Regions from separate parts of the Mus musculus genome. Here all the other regions are linked to region 1. The links are chromatin loops, found by intact Hi-C in ENCODE. Cell type or tissue: heart. All regions are shown on one strand.

Evidence for each region. Peaks named below come from ENCODE experiments on the same cell type or tissue, not always from the same donor. Only the 100,000 strongest peaks of a DNase experiment are listed, where the experiment ranks them.
Region 2: a loop joins it to region 1, with 6 times the contacts of the local background. A loop is called at or near these places in 31 of 42 quality-filtered maps.
Region 3: it touches region 1 in a loop (2.8-fold over the local background); 23 of 42 quality-filtered maps call a loop at or near these places.

What each region holds. Positions count from the first base shown.
Region 1 is chr7:99,498,925-99,501,424 of GRCm38, forward strand. Gm39056 (a long non-coding RNA gene) reads left to right here and starts at 1,540. Exons shown (of 4, transcript XR_869821.1): 1 at 1,540-1,626; 2 at 2,315-2,376. In heart, a CTCF peak has its summit at 1,440 (motif pointing right); a DNase peak (open chromatin) is centred at 1,487.
Region 2 is chr7:99,554,834-99,557,333 of GRCm38, forward strand. The region is part of intron 1 of Arrb1 (arrestin, beta 1); the gene reads left to right. Among named protein-coding and RNA genes, the nearest start is that of Mir326, 3.8 kb to the left of the region's middle. In heart, a CTCF peak has its summit at 1,239 (motif pointing left); a DNase peak (open chromatin) is centred at 1,268; H3K27ac peaks cover 802 bases.
Region 3 is chr7:99,797,139-99,799,638 of GRCm38, forward strand. No RefSeq gene overlaps it. Among named protein-coding and RNA genes, the nearest start is that of Neu3, 30 kb to the right of the region's middle. In heart, a CTCF peak has its summit at 1,328 (motif pointing left); a DNase peak (open chromatin) is centred at 973; H3K27me3 peaks cover 928 bases.

The DNA.
Region 1 (2,500 bases):
GAGTGCTGAGACTAAAGATGTGCGCCATAGTGCCCAGAGAGAACTTTCAACTTTTGTACCCAAGCTACAGACAGCTTTCCCTCATTAAGTTTGAATACATCTGCAAAGACTATAATTTGTAGCATTATTTATCACAATGCTAATGCCTTAAAACAGAGCAGTTAGACACTCTTTTAAATACCCTGTATTCACAGAAATAGGAATGCTATTGGAATTTGATACTGACCATAATCTACTTAAAATATACAGATCCATTTTCCTTAAAGAGCTGCCCATTTTATGTCAGCTCATCTATAGTTCCACGCAGCCCTGGGATATCTTCATGTATTCTTGGAAACTCAGAGGTCCCTGTAGAGTTGATCCATGACCTCTCCCATCTGCTCCCATTGCCCTGGTTGGCTGAGTTCACCCAGGACTGGCAAAATTCCAGAAAGATCCCAAGCAGCTGGGCATTTTCCCAGTCTACTGTCAGATTGAAATGTAGTTCATTTCCACTCCCTTTGTTGACTGACATGATGCTTCTGACATAGAGTCCTAGCATGCAACAAAGAACACCCTCAAATCATGCCTACTCAAGTAACAGTTTCACACATTAGTGGCTACAGTTACCAGGAGTTTGCAATGTACTGGGCCCTGTGCTAAATGTGTGGTAGACATTCTATAATGCTAAGAGCCGTGGATGTAACTCAGTGGTAGAGCACTAACCTGTGAGGATGAAGGCTTGATCTGGCAAAAAGAATGAGGCACACTATATAATTCTCATATACAACCTCCATTATGACTTCGTGGTGAGATCAAGCCTGTTGCCATGCTATGAACATAACACAGTAATAACATAACATTGCCAATAACAGAAAATTACCTTCTAGGACACAAGTTCTAGCTCCATAAATTCAGGCATTTTTTAACATCAAGGGGTGAGTTGCATCTTTCTCAGATGTAAACAATAACTTTCCACCAACAAGTAGCCACAATTAAAAGGTGCATGCAGGGCTGGTGAGATGGCTCAGCGGTTAAGAGCACTGACTGTTCTGTCATGAGTTCAAATCCTAGCTGGTAGCTCACAACCATCTGTAGTGAGAGACCAAAAAAAAGTGTATGCATTTTAATCATGCTAGCAATAAGCAAAAGGACAGTCAATAGGGACCAAGAAATAACCGAGGTTCCTTTTGTAGACTGGATTTTTGTTCTGTTTTGGCTTCAAACTCTTGGTGTAGCAGAGGATGTCTTTGAACGCCTCAGTTTCTTACTTCCACCTCGGACGTGCTGAGATGGCAGGCGGGAAAGACCGTCTCATCTCCACACTCCGAATCCAGCAAAATCAAAGGATTGGAAAGAGTTAGGATCCTTGGTTTGGGACCTCAAAAGTGTTTCAAGAATTAGATACAACCCCACTACTAAGGGTAGCTGTCATTGGAGGGTTGCGTAGAAGAGCAGCCGCTTGGGGGCAGCAGAACACAGGGCAGAAGCCTCAGCGCTGTCCTGAAAGCAGGAGAAAACAGGCTTAAAAGCCTGGCTGAGGCTGTCTCTTTGGAGCCACAGCTGTGAATGCAGAGGAAGGAAGGCCTGGAGCCCGGAGGTGGGAAGTGAGCAAGAACTATCCAATAGGAACACAATGTGAGCAACGTATGTAATTTAGCTTTCCTGCTTTTTCCTTTTTTTTTTTTCCTAAATAAAATGTTGGTTTATTTTCAAGTTTTCTAGTACTCTTTTTATTAGGTCTCAAACCCTGAATAAATGGCTAATTGTGGTGTTCATCAACATATCAAAGCTGGCTGCCAGGTTCTCCCAGCTCCCCTCGATCTCTACCTGTTACAAGGCCCTCTTGGCTAGCACACCCCGCCCCTAACAGAACTTCTCCTGCCCCAGCTCCTCTGGACCCCATAACTCAGATATTTTAGCTATGCCAGTCTCTTGACCAATCTCTTGGACGAGGCTGACCCTCTCAGTCAGCGGCTCCTCCCCTCTCCTCAGGGTCTTGCTCACTCTGGACTCTCCCAGATGTCCTTGCCTCTGCCTCTGCTAGTTCTCCCTTTATCTACAGTAAACATTCTCCTCGACTATACCTAAGAGCAGTCAGGTCTTTCTTATTTCTATTCTCCTTTAAAAAGTCCCTTTCAACAAAAGTAAGAAAAAGAAAAGAATTTTAATATTTTAGTTTAATCCCATATTTCTAAACTGTTATTAATATAAAGTTTTAGTCATCTTGCATTGTTATTAACATTTTTTAGTATTAATACTGAAATCCAACGTGTATTTTGTATTTATAGGATTTTTTGTGTGTATGGGTAGTTAATTTAATCTAATCTATTAGGTGTTTTTGCTGTGGAGAGGGGTCTTGTGAGGATTCCAAGAGTCTCCCCAGAAGATACTGAGGTAAATATAACAACTGGGCATAGTGGTACAAGCCTTCTTATCACAGTACTTGGGAGGCACAGGTGGGTGGATCTCTGGGAGTCTGAGTGATGGGCCAGACTATATTCAACAGAAATGGGAGTGC
Region 2 (2,500 bases), 56 kb after region 1:
TTCCCCTGTCTCCCTTTCCTCTCTCCACACCTCCTCATTCAACTCTCCTTGCTCTGCTTCAAATTCATGGATACTTTTTCATTAGTTGCTGTTATGTCTATACATATATATATGTTCCTAACTGTGACCTGCTCAGTGTGGTACTGTCTGTATCTTTTTAGGTATGACCATCTGTATTGGATAACCAATTGGTGTGCTCATCCTTGGGGAAGATGGCATCTCCCACTCTCATCCTCCTTAGTTACCTGTGTGTGCAGGGCTGGGCTCTGATGGGATTCCAGGCTCTGCAGCATGGTCGTTGTTGTTCTTATTTGCTTCATGTCTAGTTAGTGAGACCTTATCTTTAAAAAGATGTTCTAGAGGCTGGTTCAGTGACTCTAGAGCACTGACTACTCTTTCAGAGGTCCTGAGTTCAATTCCCAGCAACCATATAGTGGCTCACAAACATCTGTAATAGGATCCGATGCCCTCTTCTAGTATGCCTGAAGACAGCTACAATGTACTCATATTAAATAAATAAATAAATAGATAAATAAATAGATAAATGTTTGAGAGAGAGAGAGAGAGAGAGAGAGAGAGAGAGAGAGAGAGAAAGATGTTCTAGGGTTCAGCCTCAATTACAGAGGTAGGGAGTTTGAAGACCCTATCCAAAAACAGAGGAAGAAGGAGATGGTCTGTGAGGGCCATCTTGTTTGCCTTATACTGGTGGCCTCATGGTAATGGTGATTTTTACAGGCAGGGGTGTGTGTGCACATGTGTGTGTGTGTGTGTGGGGGGGGGTGAGGACTGAACCTAGGGACCTGTGTATACCGGGCAAGTGCCCTAACATTGAACTACAACCTTAGCTCCAGTTTTATACTGTTCAATGCCTCTTTGTTTTCACTGTGACCCTTTGCCGGAGGTCAGGTATGCAGTTTTCCCCTTGAGGCCTGTTGATGCTCACAGAGTTTCAGATTTGGGAGTGTTTAGGCCTTTCAAATTAGAGAGCATCAACCTACTTCCTGCTGTTGGGCTAGGTGGCTCAGAGGAGGTGCAATTTGGCATGGTCCGAGGCTAGATGGCAGGAAGAGGCAGCGGGGATTGAAACCAAGGATGTTTAAGATTGAGAAGTGAAGGCACTGGCAGCAGAGAAACCCTCACTAGCGACTGCTCTGTGCCCATCTATGCTGGTTCTGTTTTCCAGCTCACTGTGCAGCCAGCCCAGCTCTGTAGTCTTGCTCATGGATCTCTAGGGCCATCTGCTGGGGGCCACCTTCCTCTGTGCCGAGGAAAACAACAGGAGAGATGAAAACTCCGGGCACTACTGCAGATTCCTGCCTCGCACATGGGGTGTTTGGCCTCTGGTTTGGGGTCTAGGAAAACCTTGGTTGAGCAAAAGCTGGTCCCCAAGGCTGGGGCTGCAGCCCTCCAATCATGTGACTTGGGGCTATAGTGGAGCTCAGCTTAAGCTGTGCATAGCAGGTCAGCCCCCTTTGGGAGCCTGGGGTGTGGACACAGAGGTGTGTGGAGTGAGGAATGCTGGGAGGACAGCACAGTGGGAAGGCATCTGGTTTCAGAGGCCAGAGGTTTAGTTCAAGTTAAAACCTGGACCCCAGGGACCCCAGTGTTGCCTTCTGGGGATTGGAACAAAATAATCCCTCCTTGTGGGGTCAGGGTGGGAGTTACAGTTAATCTCTAGGGGACCAAATTCTGGTCACAGATGTGTAGATAGGTACTGTGGTACGTCCATACTGTAGAGTGTTATTCAACTGAAAGGCAATGGCATCCTGACTCAGGCTGTAATTGGGTGAATCATCATGAAGGCAGAACGCTAAGAGATAGAAGCTGGGTACTAAAGGACACATATTATATTAGAGAACTTACGAGAAGTATCTAGAACAGGTGCGTCCATGAGAAGGAGAGCCCGCACGAGGGGATGGGGAGGAAAACTTACTGGGTAAGGGTGGGGGCGGGGCTCGCAGTTTTGCATAGCTGCTGCCATGACTTCTTTACTTCACACAGAGGCCAAATTTTAACTGTTAGTCAACTAATTGTGTGTGTTTGTGTATGTGTGCACATGTGTGTGTAGAGGCCAGGGGTGAGTGTTCTGTCTCTTCATCAGTTGCTGTCCACTGTATCTCTTGACAAGGTCAACTCCCTGAACCTGAAGTGCATCGATTTGCCTGAACTCCAGGGACCCTTCTACCTCTGCCTTCCTGGTGCTGGGGTAGAAGAACTCACCTGGCTTTTTTTGGATTAAGTTCTGGATGATCAAATTCATGTTTGTGTGGTGTATGCTTTACCAACTGACCCCTCATCTCCCTGGTTCCTAACTGATTGGTTTCTTAACAGCAATTTGTTGTCCTTCTGGATGGCATTTGATTGATTGCTAGAGCCTTACTGTGTATCCCAGGCTGATCTCAGACTCTCGATCCTTCTGCTTCACCTACCCTCCTAGGATGACAGGCATGTGCCAACTGGATCTGGCTTGGAGTCATCCTTTTACATGTTAATGGCATGC
Region 3 (2,500 bases), 300 kb after region 1:
CAGCCCCCACAACAGAATTCACAGGCCAGCATGCAGCCCAGTGGTTACAGACGAGGTAGGGTTGACCACCTTAAAAACAAGCTGAGCCTTGGGTATCTGGCAAAATAGAAGGGAAACCTAGCTGCCTGCCTCTGAACACATTGGCAATGGGCAGGTGAAGAAGAAGAACTGGACATTGTGCAGAAAAGCCAAGCCCACCAACTCCCAGCTAACCCTGGGTACACCAAATGAACTATCTTATAAAAAACCAGAGGCAGATTCCACATTCCTCTGTGTGTGTGTGTGTGTGTGTGTGTGTGTGTATGCACCGTTATCACCATGGAGACAATAAGGCTAATGAGTGACGCCGCCTCAGGGCAATTTTGAAAGTTCAGGCACTTTGAAAGAACAGACTTCCTAGGGAATCCTCAGGAGTCCTTAGCAGAAATGCCTAACTGTTGGGATATGGAGCCTGAAGAGACCACCTCCAATAGCCAGACAGGTCCCCCAGCAGAGGGATGGGGACACCAACCCACCTACAAACTTTTGATCCAAAATTGGTCTTGTCTAAAAGAAATGCAGGAACAAAGATGGAGAAGAGACTGAAGGAATGGCCCATTTTGAGCCCCATCCCATGGATAGACACCAATCCCTCACACTATTGATGATGCTATGTTGTGCTTGCTGACAGGAATCTAACATAGCAGCCTTCTGTGAGGCTCTACCCAGAAGCTGACTGAGACAGATGCAGATACCCACAAACACTGGACAGAGGTCAAGGACCCCTATGGAAGAGTTAGGGAGAAGACTGGAGGCCCTCAAGGAGATGGCAACCCCATAGGAAGATCAGTAGTGACAACTAACCTGGACCCCTGGGAGCTCCCAGAGACTGAGTCACCAGCCATAGAGCATACACGGGTTGGTCCAAGGCACCCAGCACATATGTCGCAGAGGGCTGCCATGTCTTGCCTTAGTGGGAAAGAATGCATCTAATCCTGAAGAGACTTAATGCACCAGGGTGAAGAGAGGGGAGGGCTGTCCTCTCAGAGACGAAGGGAAGGGGTGGTGGGGGAGCATTTGGGATGTAAATATAAACTAATTAATTACAGAAAGAAAGAAAGAAAGAAAAGAAGGAAGGAAGGAAGGAAGAAAGAAAGAAAGAAAGAAAGAAAGAAAGAAAGAAAGAAAGAAAGAAAGAAAGAAAGAAAGAAAGAAAGAAAGAAAGAAAGAAAGAAAGAAAGAAAACCGGCACTGCTGTGCAGCCACCAAGGATAGACAACACGCTTTAAAATTGGGGTTGCCTGCAGTTTGCAGGGAGTTAGGGAAAGATTGCCACCTTGTGGTTAATTCTGGTAATGCCTCAAACAAACCTATGTAGGGCCTTATAGATGCTACAGATATCAGATTTTTGACTTGCTGGTCCAAAAATAGTCTTACCAATAACGTGTTCTAATTTCTGGAAACAAATTAATATCTAGTCTTTTTAAAAGAGACAAATATCATAAATTTTCTGCTCCAATCCAATCCAGGTGACTTTGGGAGACTTGGGGCTAGGGCCACTTACCACTTACCTGCAACTGCCCTCCTCCCCACACATTCACACAGATGCAAATGCATCCGACAAGTATGAGTCTATGGTGCTCACACCTAGTTCCAGGATGTAATCTGGCCTCTGGCCTCTGGCCCCTGCCACTGGGGAGCTCACCCTAGAAAATATATCACACAAATATAGTGACAACACACTTCAGGGCAAGGTGATGTTGACTGGAGTCCAGGGGGCAAGAAGGGGTCCTGATCCAGGAGCAAGGCAGGTACCCCCACAGATAGGACGTCTACTAAACTAGATCCTGGGAGGAAGGGGTTCTCCTAGCAGAGAAGAGGGGGAAGGGACCATTTGGACAAGAAGAGCCACAGAGAGACAGAAAGGAAGCCTGTTTGGGAACATCTGCCCACATGTGTAGAACAGCTGAGGAAGGTGGGGTAGAAATTAGTCCCTGGATACCAAAATAAAGGCTTTATCCTGGAACTGTGAGGCCTTATCATGCAAAGGCGCTGGCCAAAATGTTGCAAGCCTGACCACCCTCGTGTGAGCCCTGGGAACTTTGTAAGAATGGAAAGAGAGAACTGACTCCACAGGTTTCCTCGACTCTGTACATCTGTGACTTGTACCCACACACATATGTATGCCATGACAATTTAGATAAAAATGTTGAGTGGGCAGGGACAGTGTTATGGCGACCGATGGGGCATTCATGATAAGACACAAGAAGCTCACTGCCTTCGCCTCCTGCCTCTTCCTTGTCCCAAAGTCTGGTGTCCTTAGCGGGTCACTGTAGTTCTCTCAGACACAAAAGAGGGCCCTCTCATGACCTCATGCCCATGGACAGACACAAGGACCCCTATCCCTACCAGAGACAAGAGCAGGACCCAGACAGGGACTGGAGAATAATCTCACCATGGCTCTTTCCTGAATGCTTCACAGAGGCCATCTGAGGTCCTCTCACCAGCCAAGAGGTTAACA